Regions from separate parts of the Homo sapiens genome. Here all the other regions are linked to region 1. The links are chromatin contacts, found by Hi-C or POLR2A ChIA-PET in ENCODE. All regions are on one chromosome and are shown on one strand. Each heading gives the region's core, a stretch centred on a gene start or an enhancer-like site at or near the end of the contact. The rest is flanking DNA. Distances are from core to core; before and after follow the strand shown. Region 1 holds the start of SERF2 (small EDRK-rich factor 2). Region 2 holds the start of RPUSD2 (RNA pseudouridine synthase domain containing 2). Region 3 holds the start of KNL1 (kinetochore scaffold 1). Region 4 holds the start of RAD51 (RAD51 recombinase).

Region 1 (6,755 bases), core at 2,422-4,921:
CTGTAATCCATTCTCTACTGGTAAAGTGATCTTTTCAAAGCTTACACTATGCTAATGAAGAGCACAGGCTGGGTTAGACTCTCAGCTCCACCCCTTATTATCTCAGTTTCGTTGAGAAAGTTATTTAACCTGCCAGGGCCGAGGTTTCTAAATCAGTAGGAGGGGGATAATGACACCTCCAAAGGTCATCGTAAGGCTCAAATAAGAAAAGTACACTAGGGCCGGGCGCGGTGGCTCACGCCTGTAATCCCAGCACTTTGGGAGGCTGAGGTGGGCGGATCACAAGGTCAGGAGATCGAGACCATCCTGGCTAACACGGTGTAACCCCGTCTCTACCAAAAACACAAAAAATTAGCCGGGCGTAGTGGCGGGCGCCTGTAGTCCCAGCTACTTGGGAGGCTGAGCCAGGAGAATGGCGTGAACCCGGGAGGCGGAGCTTGCAGTGAGCCGAGATGGCGCCACTGCACTCCAGCCTGGGCGACAGAGTGAGACTCTGTCTAAAAAAAAAAAAAAAAGAAAAGTACACTAAATGTACCAAATAAAAACCCACCTGATGTTAGCTAGTAGTTATATTAGCAGTAGTAACTTGGATCTTGTCACAACCCTACCTCCCTATCTGACCTAGTTTCACACCACCCTGCTCATTAGGCATTAGTGACTTGCCCTTTACCTACACAATAATCCTGTGGCTCTTGATGGGATGACCTGAGGGAGGAGGGCCTTAGGGCCTTCACACGTGCTGTTCCCTCCTGAAATGTTCTCCCTGCCCTTCCCTCCTGGGCTTGGCTAATTTCTCATCTTTTTGCTTTAGCTCAAATATCACTTACTTCACCTCCCTAATCAAAATTAAAGTCTACAGAGTCCACAGGTGTACTCCCTTCATAGCACCAGCAGTACTATTTAGTTACTTCATACCAGGTGGAATTGTTCACAGAGTCTTCATTCAAATTACACTGACATCTGTTTTTATGGGTCAGTGCTTAAGCTGTGTGCACTGCGAAACATTTTGAATATCATCCTTGCGTGGAATCTGTTATTTTCCTTTAAAGCTATTATCATGATCAGTTTTCATATATAGGCTGGGCATGGTGGTTCAAGCCTGTAATCCCAGCACTTTGGGAGGCTGGGGTGGGTAGATCACTTGAGGTCAGGAGTTCGAGACCAGCCTGGCCAACATGGTGAAACCCTGTCTCTACTAAAAAAAAATACAGTCCGAGCACAGTGGCTTGCACCTGTTATCCCAGCACTGTGGGAGGCCGAGGCAGGTGGATCACCTGAGGTCAGGAGTTTGAGACCAGCCTGACCAACATGGTTAAAGCCTGTCTCTACTAAAAAATACAAAAATTAGCCGAGCGTGGTGGCACGCACCTGTAGGCCCAGCTACTCGGGAAGCTGAGGCAGGAGAATTGCTTGAACCTGGGAGGTGGAGGTTGCAGTGAGCCGAAATCGCACCACTGTACTCCAACCTGGGCGACAGAGCAAGACTCCATCTCAAAAAAAAAAAAAAAAAATTATCCGGGCGTGGTGGCGGGTGCCTGTAATCCCAGCTACTCGGGAGGCTGAGAAAGGAGAATCGCTTGAATACAAGATGGTGGAGGTTGCAGTGAGCCGAGAGCATACCACTCCAGCCTCCAGCCTGGGTAACAGAGTAAGACTGTCTCAAAAAAAACCAAAAATTCATATATATAGACAGACATATAAATACATATATGGATATTAGAGAGAGAGAGGCAGACAGGGAGAGGGAGAGAGAGAAAGTGTGAGAGAGCTTTTTTCTCTGTATCTTTCATGATTATAGGAATATGCTGTGCTCATCAAGATATACCCAATTGTGGCTGTGCACCGTGGCTCACACCTGTAATCCTTGCACTTTGGGGGGCCAAGGAGGGCGGATCACCTGAGGTCAGGAGTTCCAGACCAGCCTAGCCAACATGATGGAATCCCATCTCCAGAAAAACAAAAATACAAAAATTAGCCGGGCATGATGGCGGGTGCCTGTAATCGCAGCTACTTGGGAGGCTGAGGTGGGAGAATAGCTTGAACACAGGAAGCAGAGGTTGCAGTGAGCCGAGATCACGCCAATGCACTCCAGCTTGGGTGTCTCTTATTAACTGTTTATTTATTATTTATTTTGAGATGGAGTCTGGCTCTGTCGCCCAGGCTGGAGGGCAGTGGCGTGATCTCGGCTCACTGCAAGCTGCTGCTCCTGGGTTCACACGGTTCTCCGGCCTCAGCCTCTCAAGTAGCTGGGACTACAGGCGCCTGCCACCACACCCAGCTATTTTTTTTTTTTGTATTTTTAGTAGAGACGGGGTTTTACCGTGTTAGCCAGGATGGTCTCGATGTCCTGACCTCGTGATCCACCCGCCTCTGCCTCCCAAAGTGCTGGGATTACAGGCGTGAGCCACCTTGCCCAGCCTTTCTTATTAACTCTTTTTTTTTTGAGATGCAGTCTCGCTCTGTCGCCCAGGCTAGAGTGCAGTGGTGCGATCTCGGCTCACTGCAAGCTCCATCTACCGGGTTCACGCCATTCTCCTGCCTCAGCCTCCTGAGTAGCTGGGACTACAGGCGCCCGCCACCACGCCCGGCTAATTCTTATTAACTTTTTTTTTAGACGGGATCTCGCACTGTCGCCTGGGCTGGAGTGCAATGGCGCGATCTCGGCTCACTGCAACTTCCGCCTCCCGGGTTCAAGCGATTCTCCTGCCTCAGCCTCCCAAGTAGCTGGAATTACAGGCGCGCCACCACGCCCGGCTAATTTTTTGTATTTTTAGGGTTTTCACCATTGTTGGTCAGGCTGCTGGTCTCGAACTCCTGACCTTCTGATCTGCCCACCTCAGCCTCCCAAAGTGCTGGGATTACAGGCGTGAGCCACCACGCCCGGCCCTCCAGGGTCTTAATACAAAACCGGGTGGCTGGTGGCGATGGTACAGTAAGAAAAGCTCCAGAGGGGAAAAGCGAATATGTGAATTATCTAATCTCAGCCACTGATCCAACTCCATAGTCTGTGACTTTTGGAGTCCTCCAATACTTCCAAGCTGCATGTTCACATTTAAAGTTTCTGGGGGAAAACGAACAGGGTAGAGTTTTAGGAAATACCAGATGTTGCTGCGATTTTCTACAGTGAAGGGGCGTGGAAGGGGACAATGGGAGTAGAAGCGGGTTTCTGAAGTTGTGTTTGTACTTGATTTTAAGCGAGCTGTGAACAACTCGTGTCCAAATAAGTGGCTGAGAGGTGGTCCTAAGTAAGCACAAGTTTAGTAGTAGAGTACTCGTAACACAGAACTGGCTGAAACCCCGCCCTCTTGTCTACGGGCGTTCTTTCAGGGCGACTTTGTCAGTACCCCAAACTGTCCCCGCATGAGGTCACTCTGCACGGTCACGTGCTCGAGCCCGCGGGAGCGCCACATCGCCAGCCGCACCCCTCCACCCCCAACCTGCCCACGTGACCCGGCCTAGTTTCTCCAGGCCCGTCCCTACGTCTCACTCGGGAAGCCCCGCCCCACGCTGAGCGCTCCGCCTGCGACCCTCCGCCACTTACCCACCCCGGCTCAAGCACGACCCGTGGATCCACGTGCTTTTTCTTGTCCAATGGGAGCCGGCTCCCGGGCGCGAAGGGGCGGGGAGGAAAGGAACGACTGTGCTACGTTGCCAGAAGGGGCGGGACCTGCAACGTCCGACAGAACGAGGGGACGTAACGGAGGCAGGTTGGAGCCGCTGCCGTCGCCATGACCCGTGAGCACCGAGCCCCCTTCTCCTTGCCCTTTTCTTTCCGTTCACCCTAAACACCACCGGCGAGGCGCCGGCTTTGACCTTCCGTAGCTTCCCTAGCAAGGCGTTTCTCTGGGCGCGCTCTGTGGCCACCCTCACACTCGGTGCCCGGAAATCGAGCCCTTTGCCCACGGCTACTTCACGGGACCACCCTCCCGGGTTAGGCATAGGCCCTCCCGGATCTTCCGCGGTGTAAGGAGAAGGCCAGCGCCCCTGTGATAGGCCCAGAGCCCCCACTCCACAAGCCAGCCCATCCCCCACGGAGACCCAAACCGTCCACACACACCTTGCCAGCTGTTTGGGCCCCACGCCGCCCCAAAACACGCCTCCAGCTGGCCCCTTGGGACCTCCCTTCTCTAGTCCGTATTTTGACCTGGCCCGTGGCAGATTCGCCACTCCCCCCTACCCCAAGCAGCCTGGGCCTCGATGGGCCGTTGTCGGGGCCCGGAGATTGAAGTGGTGTTGGATCCTGCTGCTGGCCGCGCTGGGGTAGAAGGGTCGCCGGTGTGTGGGCAGAGCGGCCCCCGCGTCTCACCTTTAATTTTCTTTCCTTAGGCGGTAACCAGCGTGAGCTCGCCCGCCAGAAGAATATGAAAAAGCAGAGCGACTCGGTTAAGGGAAAGCGCCGAGATGACGGGCTTTCTGCTGCCGCCCGCAAGCAGAGGTAGCCCCAGGGAGGGGAGGGAAAGGGACGGTGGAGACCTGGGTTAGACCAAGGGTTATAGAAGGAAAGAGAGCTACCTCAGGGCTTGAATGTGGACTAGTCGTGAGGAGCAGAGTGCATTGCTTCCTCTAGGGTTTTATTTCCTCCCCACCCTCCAAATTGTTAGCTCACAGCCTTACAGGAAAGGACGGGGGCGGGCGCCTGCCCTCAGTCTGATTTCTGAGCGTCCCTGGGTCTGACCTTAAGGGCAAGGGCAGGGAGCTTCACATTTCAAATACAGTTGTGGTTACGGCAGCCCAGTACTTTTGGCCCTCCTTGCTGTTCGGTTCTCCTCCCTTCTCCCAACCTCCTCACTGGTGTTGCTGGGTGTGGTCCTCAATACAGAATAGAGACCCTTGGGCCTGTGTCACCAGACTTCTGACCCCTTGGGCAACAGCCAGATGGAGACTGGTCGCCTTTTGAGCCTCAGCTCTCTTCCTCTTGTTCTCCTAGGGTGGGAGTACAGCAGCCAAACGCTGAACTTAGTCCCATCCACTTCCATCTTATCCTTTGTGCCCTTCATCCCCCTGCATCTTGTCCTTTTTGCCCTCTGGTACCTCCCAGTGCCCCATCATCTCTACCCCCAGGGACTCGGAGATCATGCAGCAGAAGCAGAAAAAGGCAAACGAGAAGAAGGAGGAACCCAAGTAGCTTTGTGGCTTCGTGTCCAACCCTCTTGCCCTTCGCCTGTGTGCCTGGAGCCAGTCCCACCACGCTCGCGTTTCCTCCTGTAGTGCTCACAGGTCCCAGCACCGATGGCATTCCCTTTGCCCTGAGTCTGCAGCGGGTCCCTTTTGTGCTTCCTTCCCCTCAGGTAGCCTCTCTCCCCCTGGGCCACTCCCGGGGGTGAGGGGGTTACCCCTTCCCAGTGTTTTTTATTCCTGTGGGGCTCACCCCAAAGTATTAAAAGTAGCTTTGTAATTCCTTGAGCGCCTGGTTTGACTGGGGACTTGGGGGGATGGGGTTGGAAGAATGACTGCCCTTTCCCACCAAAAAAGGGAGAACTCTTTAGATTCAGATTGTGGGTATGTAGACTTAATAAGTGAAACATCACAGAAGAAGCCTTTATTATACAATGACAACCAAACAAGTACTCCGGATATGCAGTAGAGGAATCCTCTAAGAACCATAGAGACTTCTTTTCTGTGATTTTTGTTCCCCACCCTTGAACACCATCTCTAGGATGGAGTTGGCCTAAGAGTGAATGCTGCAAGATCTGTGTTTATGCCTCTTTTCCTCATTCTTCCTCAGTTTGTTCGTCTGCTTGAAAGTTGGCCAAAAAATCCTGCTGCTCACCGACTTCCCGTGGTCAGCTGCTGTCAAGCGTTCACTTTCTCTTCTGTCATTCCTCATGGAATGAGGGTGGTTTTGTCTTCCCGCTTCCCTTGACCTCAAAATCAGGATTAAAACCTGGGGTAGCCTCTGTGCTCCTTTCTTCTATGCCCTGGTTTGTTCTGTGGTTCTGGGCTTCTTATATCCGTGTGCCCAGGGCTGAACTCCTTATTTTCCTTTCTCCAAGGGCAGAGCCGAGTCTTCAGTCCCTGTTGGTCTTTCCCCACCCCCACTTCCAGCCCAAGAGCCAGGAAAGGGCTGGTGCCACACTGTCTGCTGGGATCAGCGGTGGTTCTTTGAGCTGCTGATTTGGGTGTTAGGCTCTTGAGCTGGGATGCAGATGTAACAGTAGCTCCAGTGAGTCAGACACTCTGCCCAGCACATTAGACTGTGTTTGACCACTTCTTCCAGTTCATAGTATTGACTTCAGCCCAAACGGAGATAACTCCCTGTGTGTCCTTGAGGTATTGAGCTGGGCTGGACAGCTCCCCTTGAGCCAACTCTAGGAGTACAATGTCAGGGGAACCCCAGTTTGTGAAAAGGACTTAGACTGGAGGATATTTGTTATCTGGGGATATGATGCGGTGGCGGCGGCGCCTCAAGATAAGGGGCTGGGGTTTCTGGGTGGGGGGCCAACAGAGTGGTGCCAGTAACAGCCCCAGATAGAGGAGTACGCAGGCCCAGCATGAGGCAACCTTGACCCAGAAGGTGGCCCAGCTACCCTTGATGAAGGTCTTTTCCAGTTCTGCTCCCTCATAGCTGTGTAACCAAAGGCTCTGGTTAGAGAATATGAAGGGCCTTAGCTTTTAGACCTGTTCTACCTCCTCACCAAATATAATGGCAGACCCATGTGTGTCTGGAATGGCCTTGAATTGCTCTTTCCTTAAAATAGCTAGCTCTTCAGGAGAGTATCTAAGGCCCACTCCATCTTACCTGAACCAGTTGGTAA
Region 2 (6,755 bases), core at 2,349-4,848, 3.2 Mb before region 1:
AGGAGGCCGAGGCAGGTGGATCACCTGAGGTCAGGAGTTCGAGACCAGCCTGGGTGAAACATGGTGAAACTCTGTCTCTACTAAAAGTACAAAAATTAGCTGAGCATGGTGGCACATGCCTGGAATCCTAGCTATTCGGGAGGCTCAGGCAGGAGAATCGCTTGAACCGGGAAGGCAGAGGTTGCAGTGAGACAAGATCGCACCACTGCATTCCAACCTGGGCAACAGAGCAAGACTGTCTCAAAAAAAAAAAAGGAGGGGGGCGTTGAGGATTATAGAGTATATGATGGAAGTGTGGCCAGAGTACATAAAGGAGAGAGTGGTCATAAGAAGTGTGTGTCAGAATGCTTTGTTGTTGTAGTTGTTAAAGGAGATGACCTTTGATATCCTTCAGGGGATAGATACCAGCTTGTTCATTGAGATCGACCCCTCCCCATCCCCAGCTTCCAGGATCAACACCAGTTACTCTCTCCCAAGAAACACGTGATGAAAGACATCAGCCAACCATCAGTAGCCAAGTAACTTGGCTGAGGAAATAGTTCTCACTCCAGCCTGGGTGACAGAGCAAGACTCCGTCTCAAAAAAAAAAAGAAAGAAAGAAAAAGAAAACAACAACAACAAAAACAACATAGTTTTAGGATTACAGATGTGAGCCACTGCGCCCAGCTAAAATACAATTTAAAATTCAGTTCCTGGCCGGGCTTGGTGGCTCATGCCTGTAATCCCAGAATTTTGGGAGGCTGAGGGGGTGTGGATCACCTGAGATCAGCAGTTCGAGACCAGCCTGGCCAACATGGTGAAACCCTGTTTCTACTAAAAATACAAAAATTAACTGGGCGTGGAGGCGCATGCCTGTAATCCCAGCTACTCAGGAGGCTGAGGTAGGAGAACTACTTGAACCCAGGAGGCGGAGGTTGCGCCACCACATCCGGCCTGTAATCCTAACACTTTGGGAGGCCAAGGTGGATGGATTGTTTGAGCCCAGTTTGAGACCACCCTAGGCAATGTGGCAAAACCTCGTCTCTACTAAAAATACAAAAAATTAGCCAGTCATGGTGGCACATGTCTGTCGTCTCAGCTACTAGGGAGCCTGAGGTGGGAGGATCACTTCAGTTTGGGAAGTCAAGGCTGCAGTGAGCCAAAATCGTGCCACTGCACTCCAGCCTGGGTGATGGGAGTGAGATCTTGTTTCAAAACTTGTTAAAATTTTAATTAATTTAAATTTAATTAGCCACATGTGGCTATTGTACAGCACATGGCTAATGGTGATCCTATTGTATAGCACAGGATTGGAGAATATTACATAGTTCACAGAACCTCAAGGTGAGTGGAGAGTCAGGCTTTAGGTCTATACAGCCAGGGACAGTATCTGAATCTCACTGAGAGACTGCTCAGGGAACACCCCACAGCCACTGAACATCTATAGCTGGCATTATTCGTCGATTGGGTACTTGACACAAGAACCTCCCCGACTGTTGGCCTCCCAGATTAGATGCCTCCAATGCTACCTTGTTAGACACGGATTTCACACTGAGCCTGCTTCCGCGGCTGTGTGCCTCTGAACCAAAGCCTCTGTCTAAGAGATAGAGCCCAGGTCAAATGCCTATGTCCAAGCTGCAAGAGAGTGTGGGAAGGCTCTGGCTTCTACCTTTTGGGGGCAGTAATGAAATGTGAGAAATTCCCCACCCAAAAGAAGGGTGTTCGGAAGATGCTGGATGTTTACAGAATATGACAAATGTCTACTCTACATGGTCTATGCCAGTGCTTCTCAAGCTTTAATATGCAGAAAAATCACCTGAGGATCATGTTAAAGTGCAGATTCTCATTTAGTAGGTCAGAAGGGGAGGAGGAACAAGATTCTGCTATGTTTTCTGTCTCCACAGTTTTGCCAGGCACTAGTCCAAGTATTTTACTTGAATTAACTAATTTAATTCTCCCACCCCAATCCTATGGAGCAAAGAGGCTAGCTAAGAATACATACTTTTCTTTTGGATAAGGTTCTGCTTTCACTGTAAATATCTTAATGAAATGATGCACTTGAGAGATGATGTCCCTCCTGTGAAGTAGTTTGGTTCTAACATACCCCACAATCAATGGAGAATTCTACCTCTTATTTCTGGAGGTAGTCAGGAATCAGACTTTTCAGCATATGGAGTTCTGCAGCTGTGGATACCTCAGCTGCAGTCCCTCAGTTAGTTTGGTGAGACTAATGACTTGAAGAAGGAATTTAGCTAAAAAAGATTTCCCTTTCTCCTCTCCAGAATACAAATGCCTAGGATAAGAATTAGACTGTCTTTTTTTTTTTTTTTTTTTTGGCAAACTAACATTGAAATGCCTCCTTATTTGGAAGAATCCCACTCTGGATACCAAAGAGGGTTAGATTCTTGGCCGGGCGCGGTGGCTTACGCCTGTAATCCCAGCACTCATAATATAAAAATTAGCCAGGCGTGGTGGTGCGTGCCTGTAGTCCCAGCCACTCAGGAGGCTGAGGCAGAAGAATGGCTTGAACTCAGGAGGCGGAGGTTGCAGTGAGGTGAAATCGCTCCACTGCACTCCAGCCTGGGCGACAGAGCAAGACTCCGTCTCAAAAAAAAAAAAAAAAAAAAAAAAAAAGAGGGTTAAATTCTTCCATCTCCAGGCACCCTGGAAGTGAGGGCTCAGAGCAATGAGGTTTGGCTGATGGAAGTCCTCCCCTGCAGGACTCTTAACCTTGGAAGAGGGACACAGAGACACAGGGAGATTTAGGGGTCTCCAAGGGGTGGCAGGGCTGCAGGAAAAAGAGTCCTTTGGCACAACATAGTTTCTTGTGTCTACTGCATCCCAACTGGGTTTCTTCCCTGACATGTCTGAAGCCAGGCTCTCAAAAGGCTTGGTTTCCCTTGATTTGGCCCTTTTTCTGAGCCTAGTCTCCAGTTGTCTTGTGAATTCTATGAGGCACTAATATACTTTCCATAATTCTATCTCTGATGAAATTAGCCAGAGTTGGTTTATTTTGCACTTAAGAACCCTCGCCATATATCCTCTGATCTATTTGCAGTTTTAATCTCAGGATGGAAGCATGTGGGAGGCGAATGGGGATCACTAATCCTTCTCATGCTGTTAGGGGGAAACACAGGTGTGAACACATTGCTTCTGGGGTGCTTGTGTGTGTTTTAAATACATATATAACAATCTTACTGAGATACAAGTCACATACTATAATATTGACCCTTTTAAAATATAGAATACAGTGGGTTTTAGTATATTCGCAGAGTTTAGCAATCTTTATTCTGGTTGTTAGTTTTTGTTTTGTCTTAAATAAAGCTCCTTTCAAGCGTTTCTTCAGACCCAAGGGACTACTCGGAATTTACACGACCTACTCCTGTCATGGCCTTTACACGGAGCAATTCCAAGGGTTTCCTTTATAAATAACGTCGTATCTCCCTAATAGGAAGACGTCTGAGTAAGGTCACTTTTGGTGAGACATTTACAGTCTCTCATCTCTAAGCTCACTCAATTCACCTAATTTAATTCGAGCAGCTCACTCATTCGCTCACTTATCGCAGACCCCGCCTCGGGACTGGGCCTCCCTGATTCGCTGGGGCCGAGTGACGTCCTCAGATCGCGACCCTGGGAGTGGAGTGGGGGCAGCGTGGTTATGTGGCTGGACCGCCGCGGATGGCTCAGGGTTCTTGGACATTGGCGCTACGACCTTAGGCGCCCTAGCTTTACCAGGACTTGGAGTGGCGATAAGGGCCCAATGGCAGAAACAGTGTCTACCCAGGTTGGGACAGAGGGCGGGCTGAGGGCTTCGCATCAGCAAAACGGTGACGCTGGTGGCGACGCGAAGGTTGAGCTGTCCCCCGGGCCCCCGAAGCCGGCTGGCCGGGAAGTGGAGCCGGCCCCAGTAGGCGGGGAGCATCCCTCGGCTGCAGCCCCAGGCCCGGGCAAGCATAAGAAGCGGCGGGGCGCAACCAGGGAGCGTGTCGTGCCGCCCCCGAAGAAGCGGCGGACCGGGGTGAGCTTCGGAGATGAGCACTTTGCAGAAACCAGTTATTACTTCGAGGGCGGCCTGCGTAAGGTGCGGCCCTATTACTTTGACTTCCGGACCTACTGCAAAGGTCGCTGGGTGGGCCACAGCTTGCTGCACGTCTTCAGTACCGAGTTCCGAGCTCAGCCCCTGGCCTACTATGAGGCCGCGGTCCGGGCGGGCCGCCTGCAACTCAACGAGAAGCCGGTGCAGGACCTCAACATCGTGCTCAAGGTGGAGTCCTGATGGGGCTGGCCAGAAGCGGGCGAGGAAAAGGGGCCGGGTTTTGTTTTGTTTTGTTTTGTTTTTTAGTCTTAGTAAAGCATAGGTACTGGATTAAAATCATGGCAATTCTAAAGCGTTCTCGCTTTCATTTGGAACACTATTTTAGCCCGTTTCCCACCTCCGCAAGTGGCCAGGGTGTCTGTGCTTCAGGACTCAGCCTGTTTATCCTCTTCCTCAAGGCAGCTTCCTTGTTTCCAAGGGACAGAAGTTGGAATTTTCATAATTCCTTTAAACACCGTCTTGTGGCAAGGGCACTGATCACTTTACCCTGCGTTGTAGATCTCTGTGCAAATAGTAATAATAGGGGCTATCATTTATGTCTCTTTACTGTGTGCTGGGCACAAAGTTAAACATTGTATGTCCACTAATTCTAATGACAGCCTTGTGAAGTAGGTATTGCCACTCCATTTTACCTCTGAGGAAACTAAGGAAACTCACAGGGGTAAGGCTATCAACAGTGCCACTACCAAAGCCTATGTTCCTATAACTACTACTTAAACTATTTAACATAGAGTTATGAGATGTCAGGGATAGAGACTAGAATTGTTTAGCCCAGTGCTTTGACTCCTTTAAAATTCCATCACATCTATGAGGTACCAGACACCCCTGTCAGAAGTAACACTGTTTACCTCTCAGTAACACTAGTTTACCATGGTTGTGAGTGGAGAAAAGGCGATTACAGCATTTGGGGAATGGATGGTTTTGGAGTAACTTGTTCCATTGATCAATCGATTTGCGTCAATATATCATACATTGACGAATTCCCTCTCCTATCCCAATTTCTAAAGCACAGATCTGGTCTAACCCTCACATTCCACAGGAAGCAGAGACCCAGAAAAGATAAATGACTTGCCCAAGAGCATGTAGCGAGCCTGTGGCAAATCCTGGTCTAGAGCCCATATCCCTGGACTTAAGCCTTAGTTTTGTTTGTTCAAGATCGTAATAAGTGATGATTTATGGAGGTTTTTTCCTCCATTAAAAAAATTTTACCTTGATTATTTATTTTTTTTTTTTTTGAGACAGAGTCTTGCTCTGTTGCCCAGGCTGGCGTGTAGTGGCGCGATCTCGGCTCACTGCAACCTCCGCCTCCCAGGTTCAAGCGATTCTCCTGCCTCAGTCTCCCAAGTAGCTGGGATTACAGGCATGTGCCACCACGCCTGCTAATTTTTGTATTTTTAGTAGAGACAGAGTTTGACCATGTTAGCCAGGATGGTCTTGATCTCGTGATCCACCCACCTCAGCCTCCCAAAGTGCTGGGATTAGAGGCGTGAGCCACTGCGCCCGGCTAAAAAATTTTACCTTTTAAATACCTTTATTGTAGAGAAAATACAATTAGCAAAGCCAAAAAACATTCATAATCTAACCACCCAGAGATAACACAGTTAACATTTTTGCATATGTCCTTCCAGTACTTTTTCAGTGCCAGCTATCTGCCTGTGTCTGTCTGTATTTTTACAAAATGAGATCACACTCTGCACACTGCTTTTTCAGCCCAAGATGTGCTTTCACCATTTTTCCATGTCAGTGAGGAACAGGGGAAGCTGGATATGAAGTTGACTGATTACAGGCTGCGGTCCCTAGGCTGACTTATTACCTATGTCTTTGACAGGACAATGATTTCTTGCGGAACACAGTGCACAGGCATGAGCCACCAGTCACAGCAGAGCCCATTCGCCTGCTAGCTGAGAACGAAGATGTGGTGGTTGTAGACAAGCCTTCCTCCATTCCCGTTCACCCCTGTGGCCGCTTCCGACACAACACAGTTATCTTCATCCTAGGCAAGGAGCACCAACTCAAGGAGCTACACCCCTTGCATCGGCTTGACCGCCTTACCTCAGGGGTGCTTATGTTTGCCAAGACAGCTGCAGTCTCTGAGAGAATTCACGAGCAGGTTCGGGACCGGCAGGTGAGTCAGGCTTTTGTCTCCTACAGGCCACTTCTTGGGCTCACGAATGCTCTGTGTCAAAAGGGCATCATGGAGTTCCGAAGTGGTCCTTCATATTTATCTGGCCATCCTTCCTACCTTCCTACCTTAAGGCAGGTCAACACCTAAAGTGCCAAATGCAGGATATCTCATATGTTTCCAAAAAAATCTTTAGAGATGGCATACACTGCCTCTCTTAGTAGTTTGCTATTTTGAAGCTTTAAAATGCTGACAAGGCCAGGCTCACACCTGTAATCCCAGCATTTTGGGAGGCTGAGGTGGGAGGATAGCTTGAGCCCAGGAGGTAGAGACCAGCCTGGGCAAAATAGGGAGACCCTATCTCTACAAAAAAAAAAAAAAAAGGCCAGGCGCAGTGGCTCACGCCTGTAATCCCAACACTTTGGGAGGCCGAGGCGGGCAGATCACGAGGTCAGGAGATCGAGGTCATCCTGGCTAACACGGTGAAACCCCGTCTCTACTAAAAAAAAATACAAAAAATTAGCTGGGCGTGGTGGCGGGCACCTATAGTCCCAGCTA
Region 3 (6,755 bases), core at 1,510-4,009, 3.2 Mb before region 1:
TGCATTCCCAGCACTTCCCTGGCAAGTGCTGGGAAAAGCCTAGCAGGCCACAGAAGCGTCTAGGAGGGTTACAAAGGTCCAGAAGCAAGAGAGAGCGCACGGGCTAGTTGAAATGGAAGAGGGAGCTGCAGGTTGCAGGGCTTGTTGATGGGGGTGACCTCTAAGCTCAGATCCGAAGGAGAAGCAGGAGCCGCCCAGGCAGTGACATGATGGGAAAGAAGAGGGTGGGGTCAGGGGTATGTTGCAGGGAGAGGAGCAGGGACGGTATCTACAAACGTGTTGTGGAAAGAGAAAAAATCCTAGTTCAAGGAAAGGTAGATCTGTGTCTCCAGGGAGATTTAGAAAGGTCTCTCTCAGGGGCTCTTAACCTTTTTTTTGTGACACAGACCCTTTTGGCAGTCTGGGGAAGTCTAAGGATCTCATCTCAGAATTTTTTTTAAATTTTGATTAAATTTTTAAATTTTTTTGTAGAGACAGGGGCCTCACTATGTTGCCCAGACTGTCTTTGAACTCCCGGACTCAAGGGCTGCTCCTGAGATTTCAGGCATGAGCCACCATGCCTGGCCAGAATGTTGTTTTTAAATGTATAAAATTAAATATGTTAGAATACAAAGGCAACCAATTTTGTTGGAATAGTTGCCAAAATATTCTCAAAGTTTGTGATGTAATAATATAATAATGCATGCACTTTTTTTTTTTTTTTTGAAATGGAGTCTTGCTCTGTCGCCCAGGCTGGAATGCAGTGGCATGATTTTGGCTCACTGCAACCTTCACCTCCCGGGTTCAAGCAGTTCTCCTGCCTCGGCCTCCCCGGTAGCTGGGACTACAGGCACGTGCCACCACGCCCGGGTAATTTTTGTATTTTTAGTACAGATGGGGTTTCACCATGTTGGCCAGGCTGGTCTTGAACTCCTGACCTCAAATGATCCACCCACCTCAGCCTTCCAAAGAGCTGGGATTACAGGTGTGAGCCACCGCGCCCAGCTTAATGCATGCACTTCTTTATGAATGCATAACATTACAAGACATAATAGCAGGTCTAAAAATTACCACAATTTTGAAGTAGCAATGAGCGTAAAGCAATAACAGTAATCTGATATAAAAATATCTGTGATTTCTATTGGTGACAAAATAATGGATAAGGTTAATATTACTGTAGTTAGTTGCTTACCGTTATTGAAGGATGTGCTTTCAATTAGGGAGTGTGGAAATAAGGATGAAATCTTTTTCTGAACCAAATAACCCACTGAATTCTATCCATGGACCCCTTGGAAATGCGTGGAACCCAGCAGAAACCCTTCCTAGCAGCAGGGTAGAGAATGCATTGGAGAGCAAGGCTAAGGAAGGGTGACTCAATGTCCTGAGCCCAAGGAGGTATCAACATTCCCAACGGATTTGGATCTGTAACAGAAAGAAGCCACTGGAGCCAGCAGAGAATGGGGCCACTGCTTTCCATACTCAGTGCCCAAACCTTGCTGAAGCACCTGCCAGAGGCCGTGTTGTGGAGCATGGTGCAATGCAGACAGCCTTGTGGAGGAGACAATCTGTAAACCATGACTGCAAAAGATTGATAAATACTGATTATTAATCTACAGCACAGTGTAGGATTGATAAATACTAATTATTAATCTACAGCACAGATTAGAAGGGTGATTAAGCCAGCGTCTAGTAGATTTGGGTTACACTCTCCTTTCTTCAATTTAGAAGCTGTATAACCTCGGGCAAGCTAATCTTTCAGTCTCCTCATCTGTAAAATGGAGTAATAAAAATATTTGTCATGATCAAGGGTTATAGTGATGTAATTCATGTAAAACATGTGGTGCCTGTAGATAATAAATACCGGATAAAGTGTCTCATGGTAGCTTTTGAAGTGAAACCTGGTATCTCATAATCAGGACAGGTGTTAAAAACCCCAGAGTAACAGTCTACAATAATTGAAACTCCTCAGTTAGGAGCTGTGTTAAAGTTGGAACAGAGCAGCATTGGAACATATGGGATGGTAATAATTGTGGAATTCTATTCACTGTTGTTAACTCCATATAAAAAGAAATTAAATCCAGCATGATTTCTGATTCCTGGAAAGTCTCTTTCCCTCCCTTTTCTTTATCTGTGATGTCAGAACGTTCCAAATACTGTATTTCAACATTTCAGGCCTGAAACTGATGGTGCCAGATTAATTGAGTAATAAATAATAAGTATTCAAGTTTTTCCGCTCTGCAAATTTACTTTGGTTATTAAAAAATTTATTCTGCTCTGCAAATTTACTTTGGTTATTAAAAAATTTATTCTGCTCTGCAAATTTACTTTGGTTACAAGCAAAAGTAAGCCACCACATCGACGAGGATGGGATTCGAACCCACGCGTGCAGAGCACAATGGATTAGCAGTCCATCGCCTTAACCACTCGGCCACCTCGTCCCGGTAAGTTACTGTTTCCTGATTGCTATAGGGAGTAATATCAAGGGGCTGTGACGCAATGTTATGGAAGCCGCCATTTTGTACGGAAGCCAAAGTCCAATCACTTCCATAGCAAGCAATCGAAAGAAGATGGCCGCTCCCACGATTGTGGGGGAGGTCTCCACTGGGGAGGGGCAGAGGAAATTCGGTCGAAAAAGAGATAAAGCTGAAGGAAATAAAATTGGCACGGAGTCTGGGAAAGTAGTTTCCCTAAAGGAGTCTTAGAAATAGGGTTGGTCTGGAACCTAAGGGGCGGAGCCGACGCGTAGAGCCGCTTTGCGCGTGCGCATCACCTAGGCGGTTAGATTTGAATACTTCACTGAGGCGAGCCGGGCGTTGTGAGCGGACTGCTAGAGGCGGCTGTCTGTTTCCGCTCTAAGGAAACTCAGAGCGTGTGGACCCCAAACAAGTCTGCGCAAAATTTGTCGAGGAGGTTTGCCGCGGCAGGTAAAGAGAATGACTCTTTCGTTCTGGGCTTCAGGGAAGGCTTCGGGTTTTGTCTGGGCGCCCTGAAGTTCCTGCGGTGGGAGGTAGGGTACGCTCCCTCAGCCTGGCGGCCTCCGTTAGCGCCGGGCCGAGTAGACGCCCCTGCCCCGGGCCGGGCACACTGTGCCCTTTTTCCCCTCCTCGGCCTGTACGTTGTGCCGCCTCCCGCTTCCCTAACACTTCTCCGCCTGCACCTCGGCCCCTCCGGCCACCCGGCTCGGGTTGCTTGTCCGTCGCTCTCTTGGCGTCCTCTTCCGCCCCGCCCTGCCGTCCTCTGTCAGGGCTCGCGGACTCTTCTTGCACCCCTGCCGCTCTTCCCTAGGGACCTCTCGGCTGTTTGTATTTCTCACTTAAGCTTTTTTTGGCTCTAAATGAAGTGACAGCAATGAGTGATTTTAAAATTCTCAGCTCTTCGTGGTTTAAGGTGTCTGCTCGGAGTGCTGGCCGCACGTAACAGATTTTTCGTTTTCTGCAAGTATAATAACCTTAACAAATGAAGTCAATATTAGTACTGCGCAAATTAGTTTTTAAAAATCCTCTTCTGTTCATTATTCCTCAGGATTTAAGCCCTTATTCTTCACGTTTATTTAAATACTCAAGTTTGAGGGAGGAAAAAGTATTGCCGATTGGAATTTTACAGATAGGTTTAATAGGCATTAACAGATAAAGGATGTGGATGAAGACCAAAGCAGAAGCTTATTCCAGTCTAGATATTAAAATTGATGTTTTCACTTCCGTCGAATCCTGTAGATATTTATTGGGTTCCTTATCCTGTGATAGGGCCGGGGACAGATGATTCCCAAACCTAGAGGGGTTTACAAAGGGAAATAACTAATATACACAAATAACTAGAATACAAGACAGAATGTAAAAGATTATAGGACATTCTAAAGTGGTGTGGGAGCACGGAAAAGGGAGAGCTTATTTGATGCTTTTGGTGATGGATTTGTGGAGAAGACCGCATTTGAGGTGGACGTTGGTTGGAGAGATGATTTACAGATGGGAGTTAATATGTGGTAAAATTTTGGTAATTAAAGGTTAGGGTCAAAGCAGTATAATTCTTGACTTTGCGAATGGCTGGAAATCTTTACAAGATGATAAATACATGTAAATTGAATTAAAATGTTTGGAATGGTAGTATTAATGATGTGTTCGATGTTAAATAATAGACTGTAAAAGATACTGACTCTAGATATTGCCAGTAAAGCAGTGCTGTCCAACAGGGCTTCCTGTGAAAATGGTAATGTTTTATATGTGCACTCCAACATACTACCCATTAGCGACATGGGACTATGGAGCACTTGAAATGTCATTATTGTGACCAAAGAACTGATTATTAAATTTTATTTTATTTTCATTAATTTAAATGTAAATAACTACTATATTGGACAGCACAGGTCTAGAGTCTCTGTCATTTCACTCTTATCCTCCTACAATCCCGGAAAATACTAACTCTAGATATCGGTCGTATAAATGTAGGAGTGGGCAAAGAGCCAGATAGTAAATATTTCAGGCTTTGCAGGCTACATGGTCTTTGTCACATATTCTTTGTTTAGTTGTTATTGCTTGCCTTGTTTTCTACAATCCATTAAAAGGGTAAAAAAACACTCTTAGCTCAAAGGCTAATTGGGCTCAGTCGCTGTTTGAGGACCTACGGATTATTTAGAGTAGTGGTTCCCAAATTTTCTTGATGCATGGCACCCTGAGATCAAAGAAATACCTAACAGTCTATTTATTGAGTACAGTGGTTGGGTCCAAACATTAAGTATATATGTCCCAAACTTAGTAGCCATTTAAAAAAATACAGAAATTGAAGGAAAATATGATATTTTAAATTTTATTTATTTATTTATTCTTTTTTGTGAGACGGAGTCTCGCTCTGTCACCCAGGCTGGAGTGCAGTGGTGCTATCTTGGCTCACTGCAGCCTCCGCCTCCTGGGTTCAAATGATTCTCCTGCCTCAGCTTCCGCAGTAACTGGGATTATAGGCACCCGCCACCATGCGCAGCCAATTTTTATATTTTTAAGTAGACACGGGGTTTCACCACGTTGGCCAGGCTGGTCTCGAACTCTTGACCTCGGGATCCGCCTGCCTTGGCCTCCCAAAGTCCTGGGATTACAGGTGTGAGCCACTGTGCCTGGCCAAAATTTTATTATTAAATAATCACACTTACTGATTGGATATCTGTGCCTGTTGGACACTGCACAACTTCTGAAACTTTGGAATCAGTTTATACCCTGTCACCCTCATTTCCTGTAGTACTTTAATAAAAAATACTTGCTTTTGGGCCGGGCACGGTGGCTCACACCTGTAATCCCAGCACTTTGGGAGGCCGAGGCAGGCAGATCACCTGAGATCAGGAGTTTGAGACCAGCCTGACCAACATGCAGAAACTGCGTCTCTACTAAAAATACAAAATTAGCCAAGCGTGGTGGCGCATGCCTGTAATCCCAGCTACTTGGGAGGCTGAGGCAGGAGAATCACTTGAACCTGGGAGGCAGAGGTTGCAGTGAGCCAAGATTGCGCCATTGTACTCCAGCCTGGGCAACAAGAGTGAAACTCCATCTCAAAAAAAAAAAAAAAAAAAAAGGTACTTGCTTTTTATCACAGCAACTGCAAACAGTTTATCTTTACAGTGATGTTATTAAAACTAATGTAATGCAAATGTACTGTTTTGATCTAGTAGTTCACACAGTACCTGACAGGTGTTCAGAACTGCTGTGCATCTCTCAAAATTTTTAAATATCCCAGGACACCATTGTGAGTATGCTGCAGCACCCTTGGGTGCCAGGTACACAGTTTGGAATCAGTAACTTTTTTGTTTTTTTTTCTTTTCGAGACAGAGTCTCACTCACTGTGTTGCCCAGGCCAGAATGCAGTGGTGCCATCTCAGTTCACTGCAATCTCTACCTCCTGGGTTCAGGGGATTCTCCTGCTTCAGCCTCCCAAGTACCTGGGATTACAGGAACACGCTTCCATGCCTAGCTAATTTTTTTGCCCTGCTAATTTTTTTGTAATTTTAGTAGAGACAGAGGTTTCACCATGTTGTCCAGGCTGGTCTTGAACTCCTGGCCTCAAGTGATCCACCCACCTCGGCCTCCCAAAGTGCTGAGATTACAGGCTTGAGCCATCGCACCAGGCCCCGGGAACCAGTAACTTAATGTGTCAATAATCAAGAGTTTGGCCGTACCAGTGTTTTATAAATGAGGCTTAACTTGTGAGTCTGGAGTCTCCTATTTGTGTTGAAAGTGGAACTTAACAGTTACAGAATATTTTAAAAGGGGGACTTCAGTAAGTTTGAATTTTATCAGTTAATTGCTAACTGATTGGTCTACAGATTGGACAGGAATTATGCTTAATGACTGTTTTAAACAACAAAGATATTTAGGTGATCTTGAGTTGATAGTAGTTATTATCTGTGAATTTTGAACATGTGCACTGAATTTGAAAATATTTCCCCTGGGCGCGGTGGCTCACGCCTGTCATCCCAGCACTTTGGGAGGCCGAGGCGGGCAGATCACTAGGTGAAGAGTTCGAGACCAGCCTGACCAACATGGTGAAAACCCGTCTCTACTAAAAGTACAAAAATTAGCTGGGCGTGGTGGCAGGCGCCTGGAATCCCAGCTACTCTGGCGGGTGAGGCAGGAAGGAGAATCACTTGAACCCAGGATGGGGATGTTGTGGTGAGCTGAGATGGCACCATTGCTCTCTAGCCTGGGCAACAAGAGGGAAACTCCGTCTCAAAAAAAAAAAAAGAAAAAGAAAAAAAAAGAAAATATTTCCAAAGGAGAAAAAATATGCGAGTTGGTGGT
Region 4 (6,755 bases), core at 3,053-5,552, 3.1 Mb before region 1:
CCAGCTACTCGGGAGGCTGAGGCAGGAGTATCGCTTGAACCTGGGAGGCCGAGGTTGCAGTGAGCCCAGATCTCACCACTGCACTCCAGCCTGGCGACAGACCGAGACTCTATCTCAAAACAAAAACACAAAAAAAACAAAACAACATTTTTTTTTGTAGAGTTGGGGGGTCTCACTACATTGCCCAGACTAGTCTCTAACTCCTGGCCTCAAATGGTCCTCTCACCTCAGCCTCTCAATGCACTAGGATTACAAGTGTGAGCCACCACACTCCAAAATTTTTCAATTAACACATTTATAAATATTCTCAGAGAATGCCAATTTAACTATTAGAGGGAAATCTAGTTTGCCTTATTTCCAAGTTCTCAGTGGGTTGTTTTGGAAGAAAGGAACAGAAACTACTCAAACTAGTTTAATCAATAAAAATAGAAGGTAGAGTTATTGGAATGTAGGGATATCTCATAACTCAAGAGCATTAATCCTTAAGAGTTCAAGGTTTTTTTTTTAAAAAAAAAAAAAAAGTAAAAAAGAACCCAAGAGCAGGAGGAGTAAGTACTGCTAGGCTTCTGAGAAACTGGAAAGGCGATCTGGAAAGGAGTCAGAATTCAAATGGTTTATTTATCTTTGACTCTCTCCTTAGTATCTCAATTTCTTTTTCTTTTTCTTTTTTTTTTTTTTTTTGAGACAGAGTCTTGCTCTGTCATCCAGGCTGGAGTGCAGTGGCACGATCTCAGCTCACTGCAACCTCTGCCTCCCAGTTTCATGCGATTCTCCTGCCTTGGCCTCCTGCGTAGCTGGAGGCTAATGTTTGTATTTTTAGTAGAGATGGGGTTTCACCATGTTGGTCAGGCTGGTCTCGAACTCCTGACCTCAGGTGATGCGCCTGCCTCAGCCTCCGAAAGTGCTGGGATTACAGGCTTGAGCCACCACACCCGACATCAATTTCTTAATCTTTCTGCAGATGTGCTTTCTCTGATTGGACATTCACACACATCTATCTGTGTACTTTGCCCCATAAATTCCTGAGGTCAGACTTGAATATAAAGCCAAGTCTAATTTTCCAGGAGCAGGAAAATGATTGGCCAATTTGGGGCCAGATGAACACTGCTGGTACAACTGGTGGCCAGAAAGGTAAAAGTCATGTGACTACAGTCAGCTAGGAGGAGGGCTGTAGGTTTGCAGATGCTCTAAGGGTGTGGGAAGAACCGGAGGCAAAGGTGTGTAACTTTGATATGGAAGAAAGTTCACTATTATCACAGGTAGTATCTATAATCACTAAGTTAGGTTGTTTCTACATCCAGAAAGCTGCCTGAGTCTGTTCTCTCTGTCATTCCTCTAATTCAGAGGACCCCAACGCCCCAACACAGACCTGTCGCCTATTAGGAACTGGGCTGCACAGCAGGTGAGCAGCTAGCAAGCAAGCATTACTGCCTGAGCTCTGCCTCCTGTCAGATCAAGGAGAGCATTAGATTCTCACAGGAACTCAAAACCTATTTTGAACTGCACCTGTGAGGAATCTAGATTGCACACTCCTTATGGAAATCTAATTGATGATCTTGAGGTGCAACAGTTTCATTCCGAAACCATCCTCTGCCTCATGCCCACCCCCCGAGCCCTGTGGAAAATTGTCTTTCACAGAACAGCTCCCTGGTGCCAAAAAGGTAGAACTGGAATCTAATCCAAATCTTCATCTCTTTGTTGAAATATTGCAAGAACTTCCTTTTTGGTGTCTTCACTTTCACGCTCCTGAAATCTGTTCTTCAACGCCACAAGGTAATAGTGTGAGGATTAACTAAAAACTTTGTCAACTTTAAAGCACTCCACAAATATAAAGTAGTAATAAGGCCATTGCAATGGTTCACACCTGTAATTCCAACACTTTGGGAGGCCAAGGTGGGAGGATCACTTGAGGCCAGGAGTTCAAGGCCAACTTGAACAGAGCGAGATGCTGTCTCAAAAATAAAAAAATAAGGCCGGGTGCGGTGGTTCACACCTGTAATCCCAGCACTTTGGGAGGCCACGGTAGGTGGATCACCTGAGGTCAGGAGTTCGAGACCAGCCTGGCCAACATGGTGAAACCCTGTCTCTACTAAAAATACAAAAAATTAGCTGGGCGTGGTGGCAGGCGCCTGTAATCCCAGTTACTTGGGAGGCTGAGGCAGGAAGACTCGCTTGAATCTGGGAGGTGGGGTTGCAGTGAGCTGATACCACGTCCCTGCACTCCAGCCTGGGCAACAGAGCAAGACTCCATCTAAAATAAATAAATAAATAAATAAATAAAAATAAAAATAAATTGGTAAGTGGAGGGAAAATAGATCTAACCAAATGACTTGTCTTCTTAAAAACTTCAATGATTTCTTCAGTACCTAGAGACCAAAGCTCCTTACCTTTTTTTTTTTTTTTGAGACGGAGTCTTGCTCTGTTGCCCAGGCTGGAGTGCAGTGGCGTGATCTCGCTCACTGCAACCTCCACCTCCCGGGTTCAAGCACTTCTCTGCCTCAGCCTCCCAAAGAGCTGGGATTACAGGCATGCACCACCACGCCCGGCTAATTTTTGTAGTTTTAGTAGAGATGGGGTTTTGCCATCTTGGCCAGGCTGGTCTTGAACTCCTGACCTCGTGATCCGCCCACCTTGGCCTCCCAAAGTTCTGGGATTACAGGCTTGAGCCACCGCGCCTGGCCTCTCCTTACATGTTTTGTTGTTGTCGCTTGTCTTTTGAGACAAGGTCTCACTCTGTAGCCCAGGCTGGAGTGCAGTGGCCCATCATAGCTCACTGCAGCCTTGACGTCCTGAGCTCAAGCAGTCCTCCCACCTCAGCCTCCGGGATAGCTGAGACCACAGGCACAAGCCACCACGCCCAGCTTATTTTTTTTTTTTTTTTTTTTGAGATATGGGGTCCCACTATGTTGCCCAGGCTGGTCTCCAACTCCTGAGCTCAAGCGATCCTCCCCCACCTTGGCTTCCCAAAGTGCTGGGATTACAGGTGTGAGCCACCGTGCAGGCCTTATATGATCTTCATATCCTGAACTAAATGTAACCTTCCAGTTTCGGCACTTGCTCTGGCACTTTTCCTCCCTCGCCAGATAATACTAATCTTTAATCATGTAGTTCGTTTCCATGCCCATACTACCCTATTTGCTTATAATGTCTTCCACTTCGCCCAAGAATCCCTACTCAGCTAGCTTGTGGTGTTGTTTTGACACAGTCTCGCTCTGTCGCCCAGGCTGGAGTACAGCGGCGAGATCTCGGTTGGCTGCAACCTCCTCCTGAGTTCAAGCGATTCTCATGCCTCAGCCTTTCGAGTAGCTAGGATTACAGGCATGTGCCACAAAACCTGGCTAATTTTTGTATTTTTTACTAAAGACGAGGTTTCACCACGTTGGCCAGGTTTATCTCCAACCCCTGACCTCAGGTGATCCGCCTGCCTTGGCCTCCTAAACTGCTGGGATTACTGGCGTGAACCACCGCGCCCGGCCCTACTCAGCCTTTAAAACCGGAATCACGGGTCAAAACTTTCTGGTAAACCACGATACGGTTTAGGTTATGAAATTCAATGCCCCCTTCCTCTGAACTCCTGCAAATCTCCAGTAAAGCACCACAGATTGACGAATATTCCAGCCATTTCCCTCTCCCGTACGCTAGCTCCATTTCCCACTTCTATCCATCTTCTCGAGCTTCCTCAGCTCCTCCACCTCCATGAGGCCTGGAAAGCACCTTGCTCCAGGAATGCGAGTAGGAGGCTCAGAGCGACCAGAAGTGCCAAAAGCTGACATTCAGATACTGCCGAAACAAACCACAAGAGCGCTAGGGCCCCCGCTAATAGTCCAGCTGCGATGGTGAGAACTCGCGGACCCGCCGGCGATGCATGCCGGGAGATGTAGTCCCGGGCCGACGCATTACCTCTTGGGAGTCGTGGTCTTCGATCTGGTAAACAGAAGACGGCAACTCGGTTAAGTCTTCCCCCACCGCCCCCTGAAATCCCTCGCCCCACCCGCGAGGGACTGGGGTAGGAGTAGGGGCGTTGCCGTGGTTAGCCTCGAACTCCTAGGCTCAGACGATACTCTCGCCTCGGCCTCCCGAGCAGCTGGGACTACACGCGTGAGCCACCGCCCCCGGCATAAAGTTTGAATTAGTCCTTACGCAAAAAGGGAAGAGGGCAGTCTGTAAACTCGCGCAGGATCAAGCTCTCGAGCTCCCGTCTTGGGTTAGCGCGCAGGGCGGAAGCGGGGAGAAGGCGGATCCGGGAGGCGGGGATACGTTACGTCGACGCGGGCGTGACCCTGGGCGAGAGGGTTTGGCGGGAATTCTGAAAGCCGCTGGCGGACCGCGCGCAGCGGCCAGAGACCGAGCCCTAAGGAGAGTGCGGCGCTTCCCGAGGCGTGCAGCTGGGAACTGCAACTCATCTGGGTTGTGCGCAGAAGGCTGGGGCAAGCGAGTAGAGAAGTGGAGCGTAAGCCAGGGGCGTTGGGGGCCGTGCGGGTCGGGCGCGTGCCACGCCCGCGGGGTGAAGTCGGAGCGCGGGGCCTGCTGGAGAGAGGAGCGCTGCGGACCGAGGTGAGTGTGTGAGGCGCAGGCTGGGCCCTCCAGAGCCGCGGCTCGTCCTCGCCCACCTGCGTCCTGGCCGGTCCAGTGCTCAGCGGCAGTTGGGGCCTCCGCGCGCAGTGTGAAACCCGGACGTGGCAGGGCGTGTCCGCGCCCGACCGACCCTCAGCTGCTGGGGCGAAAACACAAGTGGACCTCAGTCTTTAGAACTAGGGGAGAAACATTAGAGCCTTTATAGGCAACACCTATTTTATGGGTTCGAGCGAGAAGTCCGAGATCAGAGCGGTGTAGCCACAGCTGTTTAATATCACAGCCAGGGCTTCCGGATTCCTGATCTGTCTTTCCATTACACCGTGCTTAGAAAGTACCAATCTCCGATTGCCAAAACAGTGTTTTCATCATCTAATGCGGAAAACCATTCACATGATGCCTAGAGAATGATCTGAAGTGAGGTTTGGTTTTCTTAAAACTTTTTTTTTGAGATGGAGTCTCGCTCTTCCGCCCAGGCTGGAGTGTAGTGGCGCGATCTCGGCTCACTGCAACCTCCGCCTCCCGGATTCAAGCGATTCTCCTACCTCAGCCTCCCGAGGAGCTGGGATTACAGGCCCCCACCACCACGCCGCCAGGCTGATTTTTGTATTTTTAGTAGAGACGGGGTTTCACCATGTTGGTCAGGCTGGTCTCGAACTTCTGACCTCAGGTTATCCACCCGCCTCTGCCTCCCAAAGTGCTGGGATTACAGCCGTGAGCCACAGCGCCTGGCCCCTGTTTTTTTGTTTGTTTGTTTGTTTTTAACTTCTAAAGCGCAATGTAATATACATGTAGAAAAATTCACATTCACAACTGTATACAACTCCGTGAATTATTACAAAATATACTGGCCGGGCGTCGTGTCTCACGTCTGTAGTCCCAGCACTTTGGGAAGTGGAGGCGGGAGGACGATTGAGCCCAAGAGTTCGAGAACAGCCTGGTCAAGATAGTGAGACCCGCATCTCTACAAATAGGAAAAATTAGCTAGGCATGGTGGCGTGCACCTGTAGGCCCAGCTATTCAGGAGGCTGAGAAGGGAGGATCTAGCCTGGGAGGTATAAGCTGCAGTGAGCTGTGATCAGGCCACTGCACTCCAACCTGGGCGATAGAGCAAGACAAAATGAATATACACCTATGTAATCACCACTTAATAGAATGGTCCTCAGAAGCCTTCCTGTGTAGTATTTAATATTTTCCCCTTTTTACAGTGGTAACTGCTATACTGGTTTCTAATGAGATGAACTAATGTTGCTTGTTTTTGAATTTTATATAAAAATACATCAGGAGTGTTGAGTGTTTCGTTGTTTCACATGCTTGCCAACACGATATTTTTCAGCCTTTTTGATTTTAACTATTCTGCTGGTTACACAGTAATGTCTTAATGTGATTTTAATTTTCCTGATTAATAATGATGTTGGACATCTGTTCATATGTTTTTGCCCATTTTGATATCTTCTGTGATGTGCTTGTTCAAATCTCTTGCCTATTTTTCTATTATCTTTTTCTTACTGATGTGAAGTTCTTTATATACTGGTTATCAGCCCTCAGTTATGTTTGTGCTAAATGTTTTCTCTACTGTGGTTTGACTTGTCACTCTCTTAGTGGTGTCCTTTGATGAATAGAAGTGCTGAATTTATTTTTTTATTATTTATTTATTTATTTATTTTTCCTTTTGAGACAGAGTTTGGCTCTTGTTGCCCAGGCTGGAGTGCAATGGCACAATCTTGGCTCACCGCAACCTCCGCCTCCCGGGTTCAAGCGATTCTCCTGCCTCAGCCTCCCGAGTAGCTGGGATTACAGGCATGTGCCACCACGCCCAGCTAATTTTGTATTTTTCTTTAATAGAGACAGGATTTCTCCATGTTGGTCAGGCTGGTCTTGAACTCCTGAACTTAGGTGATCTGCCCGCCTTGGCCTCCCAAAGTGCTGGGATTGCAGACGTGAGCCACAGTGCCCAGTAGAAGTGCTGAATTTAAATGTAGTTCAGTTTTCAGTCTTTTCCTTTTTGGCTAGTGCGTTATGCATCCAGTTTCAAGAAATCTTTTTCTGTCCCAAGGTTGTGAAAATAATAAGTGTTACTTTGTTTTTGACAGACGATTGTACATATTTATGAGATACAAGATGATATTTCTTTTTTTTTTTTTTTTTTTTTGAGACGGAGTCTCACTCTGTCGCCCAGGCTG

What was found. A loop is a pair of places that touch in the nucleus more often than their neighbours do. ChIA-PET counts read pairs that join two places held with the same protein, here RNA polymerase II (POLR2A). Pooled maps may share reads with other maps.
Region 2: a pooled map shows a loop between it and region 1 (13-fold over the local background). The contact joins the promoter of RPUSD2 here to the promoter of SERF2 in region 1. A Hi-C loop is called at or near these places in 5 of 50 pooled maps. POLR2A ChIA-PET finds 5 or more read pairs at or near these places in 2 of 52 experiments (GM12878 and T-cell).
Region 3: a pooled map shows a loop between it and region 1 (8-fold over the local background). The contact joins the promoter of KNL1 here to the promoter of SERF2 in region 1. A Hi-C loop is called at or near these places in 1 of 168 maps with a recorded cell type or tissue (naive thymus-derived CD4-positive, alpha-beta T cell) and 7 of 50 pooled maps. POLR2A ChIA-PET finds 5 or more read pairs at or near these places in 1 of 52 experiments (GM12878).
Region 4: a loop to region 1 is called in a pooled map, with 7 times the contacts of the local background. The contact joins the promoter of RAD51 here to the promoter of SERF2 in region 1. A Hi-C loop is called at or near these places in 1 of 50 pooled maps. POLR2A ChIA-PET finds 5 or more read pairs at or near these places in 2 of 52 experiments (OCI-LY7 and Panc1).

The regions. Positions count from the first base shown.
Region 1 is chr15:43,788,649-43,795,403 of GRCh38, forward strand. It overlaps SERF2 (small EDRK-rich factor 2), which reads left to right and starts at 3,672. Exons shown (of 3, transcript NM_001018108.4): 1 at 3,672-3,735; 2 at 4,327-4,435; 3 at 5,062-6,755. The coding sequence starts at 3,729. The coding sequence ends at 5,125. It overlaps SERF2-C15ORF63 (SERF2-C15orf63 readthrough), which reads left to right and starts at 3,328. Exons shown (of 6, transcript NR_037673.1): 1 at 3,328-3,735; 2 at 4,327-4,435. SERINC4 (serine incorporator 4) reads right to left here. Exons shown (of 12, transcript NM_001258031.2): 11 at 6,740-6,755; 12 at 5,514-6,565. The coding sequence ends at 6,352. It overlaps MIR1282 (microRNA 1282), which reads right to left and starts at 5,111; the gene lies at 5,011-5,111. RefSeq lists enhancers at 375-874, 677-766, 3,167-4,366, 4,155-4,484, 4,820-5,673 and 1 more and a silencer at 3,355-3,434.
Region 2 is chr15:40,565,701-40,572,455 of GRCh38, forward strand. It overlaps RPUSD2 (RNA pseudouridine synthase domain containing 2), which reads left to right and starts at 3,599. Exons shown (of 3, transcript NM_152260.3): 1 at 3,599-4,243; 2 at 5,904-6,200. The coding sequence starts at 3,638. RefSeq lists enhancers at 270-564, 3,541-3,870, 3,932-4,431, 4,181-4,230 and a silencer at 1,517-1,696.
Region 3 is chr15:40,591,490-40,598,244 of GRCh38, forward strand. It overlaps KNL1 (kinetochore scaffold 1), which reads left to right and starts at 2,760. Exons shown (of 26, transcript NM_144508.5): 1 at 2,760-2,903. It overlaps TRS-GCT4-2 (tRNA-Ser (anticodon GCT) 4-2), which reads right to left and starts at 2,417; the gene lies at 2,336-2,417. RefSeq lists a silencer at 2,310-2,359 and enhancers at 2,480-2,699, 2,920-3,239.
Region 4 is chr15:40,690,872-40,697,626 of GRCh38, forward strand. RAD51 (RAD51 recombinase) reads left to right here and starts at 4,303. Exons shown (of 10, transcript NM_002875.5): 1 at 4,303-4,554. It overlaps RAD51-AS1 (RAD51 antisense RNA 1), which reads right to left and starts at 4,234. Exons shown (of 2, transcript NR_040058.1): 1 at 4,141-4,234; 2 at 2,863-3,924. RefSeq lists enhancers at 3,293-3,472, 3,355-3,952, 3,833-3,982, 4,453-4,512, 4,550-5,147 and 1 more.